2 separate regions of the Mus musculus genome follow, and region 2 is linked to region 1. Evidence: chromatin loops called from intact Hi-C (ENCODE). Cell type or tissue: left cerebral cortex. All regions are shown on one strand.

Region 1 (5,000 bases):
TACTGCAACTTTTCGATACAGTTCCTCATGTTGTGGTGACTACCAACTATAAAATTATTTTGGTTGCTATTTCTTAGCTGTAATTTTGTACTGTTATGAATCATACTGTAAACATCTGATAAGTAGGTCATCTGATAGGTAACCCCTGTATATGGGTCAGTCAACCTCAAAGGGGGTTGCTACTCAGACTGACTTAGAGCATCCCTTAGTTTCACCTCTTTTAACATGCCTTCCTACAAGATGAAGGGCTTATCTTAGAGGAAATTGCTAAATAACACTTAGATTAAACAATAAATAAGGTACAGAAAGTACTACACAAAGTTGATAATGTGAAAGTAGAATAAGAGGAGAAAAGTGGTCAAACAAGGGATGAGCAAAAAAGTCAGGGTGGGATGGTGAATCCTAGTTTGCAGACACACAATACCGGAGTCATCAGTAGAGTGAGCCGAAGGAGCATGCTCAGATTTGTAGAGCCATATCCCAAATTGTCTCTAAATATCAGTATCTTTTTATATTGTGATTTAGTCTCTTATGTCTTGCTATTTTAGAGGGATCTTTTTGTATGTCTACAATGGCCGACTCTTAATTAGTTGAGTCTATCAGTGGTCATCACAAAATGCTACATCAAAACAACATATTAATATAAATTTTAATTTGCACGCTTTTGAGGTCCAAACATACTTTCTGAGGAGGCTTTGAATCAGACAACAAGGGCTGAGGGAGACTGGATTTCTCCTTTAGACACACATGCAGGCTTTATTCCAACAGAATGACACAGGATCTGGCTCACTATCTGCACCGCCTGCTCCAAGATTTTAATTTTAAACAAGTGTGCCCACACAGGGACTGAAAACAAAACAGAAAAATGATGCATTAGACTTCCTTTGTGCTATTATGTGGCTTTTGAGGGTATGAATTGTTCTGTGCTAGCGATGTAGGTCACGGAACACTCCCTGTATTCAGGACTTCCTCTAATTTACAGCTTCATATTTTAGAAAACCATATTAATTTCACAGCTGTTTGAGTATGAACATTTTTTAATCTCCCTATAGCTCAAAGTTTTAGTGCTTTAACCCTGTAGAGCTTTCACAAAGTGTCAATTGCTTTGCATACCACTGTTCTCACTTAATAAAATACTTACATAACAAAACTTTCCTCACAAATTTTGTTTATGCTAAAATTAATAAAAATTTGTAAAAACTTGAAATTAATACAAAAGGTAGAATTTGTATTATTCCTGGATAATAACGATTCATTCATCGACTCCAAGAAATAGATAGTTATGGTTACAATTTTCTCAAAATCTAGCTTCTATAAACCAGAAGAGTCTGTATTGATATGATCAGTGTTAGATGGACTACTGAGTATGGAACTTTCCCATGACTTGGTGATCTTCCTTAGTCTACTCTGCCTTAAGCCTGTCCCCTTTCAGGAAATCTGTTCTCAGTCTTCTCCAGTGATGTCTGAGTAGGACACGGGCATAATAATAATTTCACCTCAATACATAAGATTGGAGGGGCAAGCCCTATTATGGGAAACAAGAACCATAAAAAGAATCTGAAGAATCACGGGTGAGGCATAAAAAGGGAATGGAAGTAATACATTGTCTTAGTCACACTTGATGGAAGCACGTCTTATGACAAAATGGGGAACAGATGCATGCAAGAGACTCATCAGCAGTAGCTTTCTGCCACTATAAGTCTTCCAGTTGTATCTACATGACCAGATGTTATTTATTGAAGGGATGCTTATTGAACCAGTGATTTGTTTGATAGTGTAATAGGCTGATAAGTGAGTCAGAATAGAATTAGGAGGTGCCTCAGCTATAATTAGACATAATTGCCTAAAATCCAGTGTTTTTATTCTTTTTCACATTCTTATTGGTAATTTCATTTATTTTCTTTTAAACAGTTATCCAACTTACCAGTTTCCCCTCCACAACACCCCTACCCCCTTTCCCCACCCTGGGCCATTGAACCTCCACAGGACCAAGGACCTCCCCTCCCATTTATGCCAGATAAAGCAATCTTCTGCTATATATCTAGCTGGAGCCATTGGTTTCCCCATGTGTACTCTGTGGTTGGTGGTTTAGTCCCTGGGAATGTTGGGGGGTCTGGTTGGTTGATATTGTTGTTCTTCCTATGAGGTTGCAAACCCCTTCAACTCCTACAGTCCTTGCCCTAACTCCTCCACTGGGGTCCCTGTGTTGTCTGATGTAATGTTTGGCTGTGTGCATCAGCTTCTATATTGGCAGAGCCTCCCAGGAGAGATCTATACCAGACTCCTGTCAGCAAGCTCTTCTTGGCATCAGCAATAGTGCTTCTATTCTTTAAGAAAGAGTAATATCTCTCAAGAAGCATTAGCAGAATTAAGGTGGCATCCATCAGTACACTCTGATCATGCTTTCTGACATCTACTGAGTAACAATAACCAGTACTGTGTCCATGTGTAAGTTCCTACTGAAATTCATAAGGGAGTGGAATAGATGCTTAGTGATTCTATTTTCTTAAGCTCTCTCGAGTTGGGTCACACCCAAATCAAAATTTGGAGCAATGCAAATGTCTGAGGAGAGTGAGAGAGCTTCCTGCTGGTATTTTCCCTCATGGATTGCTCTGGAACTGCTCCCTTTGAATTCCTTCCTGGCTGTGAAGATCACGTGATGACTGCATCCCTGTATAATGTTGGCTTGACAGCACAAAGATTTAGCAATGACATTTGCATTTGATAAAATATAAATGAGAAGCTCTCCAAAGAGACTGAGAAAACCTATTTTGACAAGTCCTTTTGTATCCATGCAAATATTACAGAACTGCATAAAGAAAAACACAATGGCCAATAAAATAGTTTCTCCTTAGGTTATTGTTTTATTACTTTAAAAGTACTGAGAATACAGTATGTAAAGGAAACTTGTATCGATCAGACCTTTCAGAGTTAGAAATCAGAGGAAATGGTGTGGTGGACATTAAGTAATGATTTTACTGCTTTTGAACATTTCTGGCACTTAGTGGTCAGCATCCTTCTCATACATCAAGACCAGTAGGAGTCATATGCTCTTTTATTTAATTATGATGGATTACAGGTTACCTATCAGGGCATGTTTAGATGAAAGTTAATAAAGCACATGTTTAACAGAGGACTTAGAAATAAAGCTTTACTGGATTGCTTTGAGTTGTTGAAACCAAGAAGACCACAAGGCAGACTCCGAAAACCAGAAAAATCTCAGCATCTAGACTTTCAAAAAACTAAAACTCCGAAAGCAGCTGAGACTTTAAGTCTGCCCATGGGCTATCTTAAAATTTAGGATTTCTGTGTGCTCTTTAGTTCTATGGAACATAGAAGCCACTGCCCCATGAAATATATTTTTGTATGGAGAGAAAAATAACAAGAGTCTCATTTTAGCCTATTTCAAAATGATGGACAAAGAATATTTCTTTAACCAGCTGATGATAAATCATGTATACATTTAGACCCAGGATTTTGATTTTCACTAGGTGAATAGAGAAATAAGAAGAAGAGATGATTATGACAAATATCCCCTGCAGATAGCTAGTTTTCTTATTATGTTTCAACTTATTAATGATAATCTATCCAACGGTGAATAATTTGTTTAAATTCCTATGACAGGCAAAGCTTTCATCCAGGAAAGACAAATGCTCCAATTGTAACTCAAAAGAACAAGAGAAAAACAATATCAGTTTTAGGGCAATTGAAACAAAGTATATGTTCAGAATAAAATACCTGGTATGGGATGGTAAAGAAGTGTTGAGAGGAAGCTGAAGCATGGAGTTGTCTACGGTGCAGTAATATGTGGTAAACAGTTCACTAGGCTAACATCTTCCTGCAGTTTGGGAATAGGGTGTGTGTGAAGACATCAGGTCCACACAGTCTTTGGCATGCCATCTTTAAAGTATCACTCTCTAATCAACTCTGAATCATCAACCGTGCAGGAGTGTTTATCCCTGTTGAGGTTCCGGATGAATGAAGTGGCATGGTTACCAAATGTTCTCTAGATCAAGGGAGTATGCTATATGCTATAAAGGAAATATTTCTAACTCGGCTTAAAAGAAGTATTAAGACTCAAGGAGGAACATATGCAATTGTATAAGCAGATCTTAATATTTTTCTCAACAGAAAATTGTTCCTTTGTGATGACACATTTAATAATTTCTCAATGACTTATTAACAAAACGGGATTAACCATGGACGAGATCTTTTCTGGTTGAGTAAGTTAAGGTGAATAGTTCCTATATTCAAATACAATATCATGTTTTTCTAAAATCACATTTATGTGTTAGTCTCCAATGAAAAAAATAGTATATCAAAAAGAAACTAAAATGTAATAAAATTTACTTATATTGAAGTCATGTTAACATGATTTCCAAACTAAGATGAAAGGGAATAATGGGTTAGAATTAATATATAAGGTTTATTTAAATCAACTTAACGTAAAATACTCAGAAATAAAAGGATATGAAAGGTTATTAAACTTAATTTGATTTCTGTGAAAACAGTATACTTTATATTAATTGAAAAATAGCTCATCAACCAACCTAAAAAGTTTCTTTTTAGATAGAAAATTAGTTGAATTTACTAAGTATTTGGAACTTTCATTAACTTTATTCATCCAGAAATTTTAAATCAACCCTTATTTTTTTTTTTTTGCCAGCGACTAGGCACTGTACTTTGTATTACATTACTTTAAAGATAAACTCCAGAGTTTTCTTATGACTTGGGATTAACACTGTAGAGGACACAGAACTCCTCAGTAATGCCTCAGGTTTAGAGGAGGACGGATAATGAGAATGTGGTCCATGATGGTTCCAATCAAGTGATGGATAGCAGTTGGCAACTGCATATATTTAAAATTAAGCCAATGATATTTCCAGATAAATTTGACCCGGGATGAAAGAAAAAGAGGAAGTCTCTAATGATTCTATATTGTCGGTGGGAAGTACCTGAAGGGGTGATTATTTACTGAAACTGAGCGGGGCATGAAAAGC
Region 2 (5,000 bases), 270 kb before region 1:
TTAGGTCTGTGAGACAGTTCTAAATGCTCATACCAGGGCCTGTCGAGATGACTCAGTCACAAGGATGAGGATTTAGTTGGGTCCCCAGCACCTATGTATAAAGCTGAGTGTTGTAGTGTATACTTCAAATCCAAGTTTAGGGGAGGTAAAGATAGGAGGATCCAATAGAGAGCCCCTGGACTAACAGTCTTGCTGAATTAGTGAGTTCTAGGGTTAGTGTCTCAAATGTGGCTTACGTGGCTTATCATATGCACTCACATACCCATACACCCACACATCCATGTGCCCACATACAAATATATGTACCATGTATATGCCATACATACATATACTATACATTGCTTTACTCAGTTTTGGCAGCACTTCTTTATTAGGCTTCCCTGGAAGACCTCTACAACCTTCTTCTTGGATTCATTTCTGTAGTGTAGTGGTTATCTTGTTCACCCCACATGGCCTTCTTCCTGACATTCTATTTCCATCTGCCCTTAGTAATTTTCTCAGCCTGTGTCTACAGGTTCCTCCTGTCATAAAATGAGACCGAGAAGCTTTTGAAAGAATCTGCTGCAGATTGCTGATTAATACGTGTTACTCATCACCAGCTCATGCGACATGGCAAACCCCCAGTCACAGGAATGTTCTAGGTCTATAACTGAACACACACAAAAAATGGAGCAGTCACACCCTGTACTCATGACTTCACAGGCTTATTCTGAGAATTAGTGAAGTAGCGATCATAAATAACTGCTTAGGTTCTGCTGTGTTATATATAAATGTACCAACTAAGTATAGACTTTTCTCTAGCTTAGGCCTTACTTGACACTGTCTGATGGCTGATAGTTAGTTTGTATTATAAAATAACAAAATGTACTGGTGGAACCTTTATGTACAATAAAGGTAGAAACAATAGGTGAGTATACTGAACAAGGTATATGCTTCATAAAATTTTGTACAGAATGTTGAACTATTTAGATAGACCTATCATTCATAAGAGATTTATTGAATGATTTTAAAGTTCTTTGAGATGTGTATGTGTGTGCTAGGTAATCCAAGCTAGGCTAGAGCTTGTTATGTGGCTCCTGATAGTCTGTAAATCCTAACAATTGTTCTGCCTCAACTTTCTGAGTATAGACATTAGAGGATTGTTTCTCCATGCCTGTTTGCAGAAGGTTTTGCTATTCTGAGTAACAAAAAGAACCCTGTATCTGATTGATTGCAGGTTTACTGACTTTTTTTCACATTTTCAGGTGGGTAGTATAATGTCACAGAAGGTAACTTGGAACACGGTGTTTTGTACTTGTACCCAGCATGACAACTGTTTCTCCCTGGGTGGTGGCATGCAAGGTGAGACAGTCATTTTTTCTAGAAGAATGTCCGTGGTGGTTATTCCCATGAGACATCCCCTAAACGACCTCTCTAGTTATAAGGTTGTTCAAAGACAGAAAAACAATCTCTCAAAAGCTGTGGAGAGCTGCAAGCAAACTGAAGCGTTCCTCTTGGGCTTTCCCACAGCTCCTCGGGTCTGAGGCTTCAGCTGTGCCCTCAACATCTTTCATCTGGTTGTCGTTTTGAAATGGCATGGGGCTAGAAATTCTTAGTGGAAGACACTAGAGATACTTGGTGAGATCAGTTTGACAACTAGTATGATCTCTAAGTGCTATTTGAGGTTAATTAAATATACAGTAAGGCATGCCCCTCCCCCTCCAAAACGCTATGCTTATCTACGGAATCATGCATGGATATCGGTCTCGGTCATCTGGCAAAAAACAGACACTGGGTTCCCAGTAGATTTTGATGCAGTGTTGGCAGATCACTCTTCCTATGCCCTTTTCCTAAGTGTGAGAGCTCCAGGGTGACCTAGTGCCTTCTGCCACACCCTAGTTCGTTCAGCTTTTATCTCTGGCAGGCATTCCCACCCAGTGAGGCTCCTATGATTTTACAGTCTGCTTCCCAGAGAACTCGCCTGTCAGAGCATTTTAACTGATTTGTCTGGTATGTAAAAAATCTGTTCTAGTTTGTAATTTAATTTCCCTTTTATTCCATCAAACTCACTCTCGAAACAGAGCCAGTGCCTGGAGTTTGTGTCTAGACAGCTGATTTTGCTATGTCACCCCAAGGGACAGGAATAGAGAACTGGACAGAATGAAACATACCCCAAGGGTGGTTACTGAGCCGATCACTGTAAAATCCTAGATCAAGTTCCATTACAGACTGAGTGAGAAAGCTATTCCAACTTCCCCACCCCCATCCCTTAATGCTAACTGTCCCCTACTGCTGTTTGCTCCAGTATTTCAAAGGCTCAATGGATTGTTGCTGACAACTCAATAATGAAACAACAGAGAATCCCTTTTAAGGAGAGAGGAGAGGAGGAGAGGAGAGGAGAGGGGAGGGGAGGGGAGGGGAGGAGAGAGCAATCAAGAGCAAACACACTGAAACTAGACACTGTTTTTATACCTCTGTACAGCTGGATCTAACAGTTGAAATAAAATTATGAGTCAAGAGACTGTGAAGTATGCCATTAAGAATTTACTAATTAAGTCAATTTTGAAATAAAAAGAAATCATAAAAAGAGATAATCCAACTTGCTACAGTGAGCTAAAACAGCCATTAACATTCTACAATTCTCAGTGCTTCCTCACCCTGTTCCCTTGGAGTTTTTAAGGGAAATCTAATAGAACATTACTTCTTTACTCATTAGAACCATGACTTGGACCAGAAAGTTGAGTAAAAGTGTTTCCCATGCAAGTCCAAAGATCAGCATACGTTCCATGGATGTCAAAAAAGACAGGAGCTGTTGGGGGTTGGGGGTTGGGTCTGGGGTCGCTGCAGTTATCACAACTGGTAGGCAAAGGAGCCAGGAAGATGGGAGAATGAAAGCTCAGTACATCATGCCTTGGCCAGTCAGACTGAATTAAAACTCATGACTGCCAGGGATTAGGATTATGAGCTTCATGGTTTAGTGAGATAAACTATTGCAATGAAAGGAGCACTGTCACTCATGGGCCAGTGTTACCCATGCTACACTGTATAGACAGGATCTACTGTGTTCTACACTGTTGAAAAGACTCCTTATGGAAAGGTGACTTCCTCCAGGGTGGCAACATCCTTCTATCCCTGGAAAGAGCTCTTCTGTTCCCACAAGTGCCAAGGTAGATTGCTGGTACTCAGTCAATATAATTGGATTGGATTGCAGGACATTGTGACATCATGAACTATGTTTTGTGACAAAGTAAACTGAGTCCTTGTTACTTGGAAATTGTCAAATACTTATATACAATAAACATAAAACTGTAAAAGTAGCTTTGTAAATCACTTCTACTTCATTTATCAAAATAGTTTTAGAATAATAAAAATAACAAAAAGTTCACCTTCTTATTGACTTATTCCTAACTCCTCCTAGTTTCTCTGCTTTAAAAAATGGTACATATTATGATTGGTCTTAAACATTGATAAACCCTGTAATTCATTACCTCCAAAATATCATTTGCTTAAGACACAAGTTAGTGTTGCTAATAATTAGATTACTTAGTTGCAATATTTAATTCCAGTTCTTTTTCTTTTTATAGCTTCAAATATTTGTATATCGTATTTCCTTTGTTTTTGTTTTGTTAAATTTTATATTGGAATAGGAAAGAATCATGAAGTAATGTATCATGTGGACTTGAACCGGAAGCGTAGGTGTGGAAGTCTTAACTTTCTCCTGACTGTTTACTTTGACCAAGGTAATGAATTCCCACAAACTTTAATTTTTTATTTCTAAAATGAGGAATAATATCTACTAGATTTGCAAAATTTATTCTCAAGAATTGTGAAAAAATATTTTTTTCTTGGCCAAAGATTTTAAAACATAAATGATAACTGTTATTATTAGAACATATTGTGTATATATGTAAATACACACACACACACACACACACATATATATATATATATAAAACTAAATAATAATGGTGTTTGTAAAGATCAGACTTCTCAATACTTATATATTTAAATATCATATCACATAAATAAAATGAGTACAATTCCATCCTATAGTATATGAAATGATTGAAGAAGTTATCCTTGAGAAAAATAATGAATTATTTTTGCTTAATACATTTTTTTGTAATCATTGGTTTTTAAAAATCATGTATTGGCAAATTTTGAGAAATGGGCTTTAAATAAATTAGTGATTTCTATAATAATAATAATAATAATAATAATTAGTAATAATAAAAATTTGGATAAAAATTTTGGGGGGGGGAAATCTCCTCAAATGGTGATTTTTTTTCTTTTCTGATTCTGAGAATTCTAATTCCAAGCTACCTTGATATTGCCATCTCGTGTGTCCCTTGGAGGTGGAGCAGGTGGTATGGATAACACCACAGTTAAACTAGGTCACCCCAGCTTTCAAAACTGTTAATATGAGCTGAGGAGAGGTGATTGCTATTTACATTTATAGAAATACTTTGAAAGTGTAAAACATGTCACGGATATTTCAATTTTTACCTCCTGAAAAAAGGGTCCCAGTCCCCCCTCAAAAAGTTCCTTCCCCTCTCCTCTTCTCACTCCACTTCTCCTTTGAGAGGGTGGAGGCCCACCTGGCTATCCCCTACACTGGCGCATCAAGTTTCTGCAGGGCTGAGTACATCCTTTCCCACTGAGGCCAGACAAAGCAGCCCAATTAAGGGAGAGGATTGCACAGACAGGCACTAGCTCTAGAGATAGCACCACTCTGGTTATTGGGGAACCACATGAAGACCGAGCTGCACATTTGCTTCATATGTTCTAGGGTCCAGGTCCAGCCCATGTGTCTTTAAGAGCCCTCAAAGGTCCAGGTTAGTTGACTCTGCTGATCTTCCTGTGGAGTTCCTATTCCTTCTGGTCCCTCAATCCTTCCCCCATATTTTCAATGAGTACCTGAGCTTCATTTATTCACTGGCTGTGGGTCTATGCATCTGTATCAATCAGCTGCTGGGTGGAGGCTCTCAGAGGCCAGTTATGTAAGGCTCCTGTCTGCAAGC

The links. Hi-C counts contacts between places; a loop is a spot of excess contacts. Peaks named below come from ENCODE experiments on the same cell type or tissue, not always from the same donor. Only the 100,000 strongest peaks of a DNase experiment are listed, where the experiment ranks them.
Region 2: it touches region 1 in a loop (2.6-fold over the local background); 2 of 42 quality-filtered maps call a loop at or near these places.

The regions. Positions count from the first base shown.
Region 1 is chr10:27,380,657-27,385,656 of GRCm38, reverse strand. All of the region lies in intron 4 of Lama2 (laminin, alpha 2), which reads left to right. Among named protein-coding and RNA genes, the nearest start is that of 4930579H20Rik, 6.7 kb to the left of the region's middle. In left cerebral cortex, a CTCF peak has its summit at 2,629; DNase peaks (open chromatin) are centred at 792, 1,580 and 2,579; H3K27ac peaks cover 2,430 bases.
Region 2 is chr10:27,650,024-27,655,023 of GRCm38, reverse strand. All of the region lies in intron 1 of Gm30165 (a long non-coding RNA gene), which reads left to right. Among named protein-coding and RNA genes, the nearest start is that of Gm30165, 19 kb to the left of the region's middle. In left cerebral cortex, no CTCF peak of the experiment used is centred here; DNase peaks (open chromatin) are centred at 1,380, 1,734, 1,931, 2,155 and 2 more places; H3K27ac peaks cover 1,031 bases.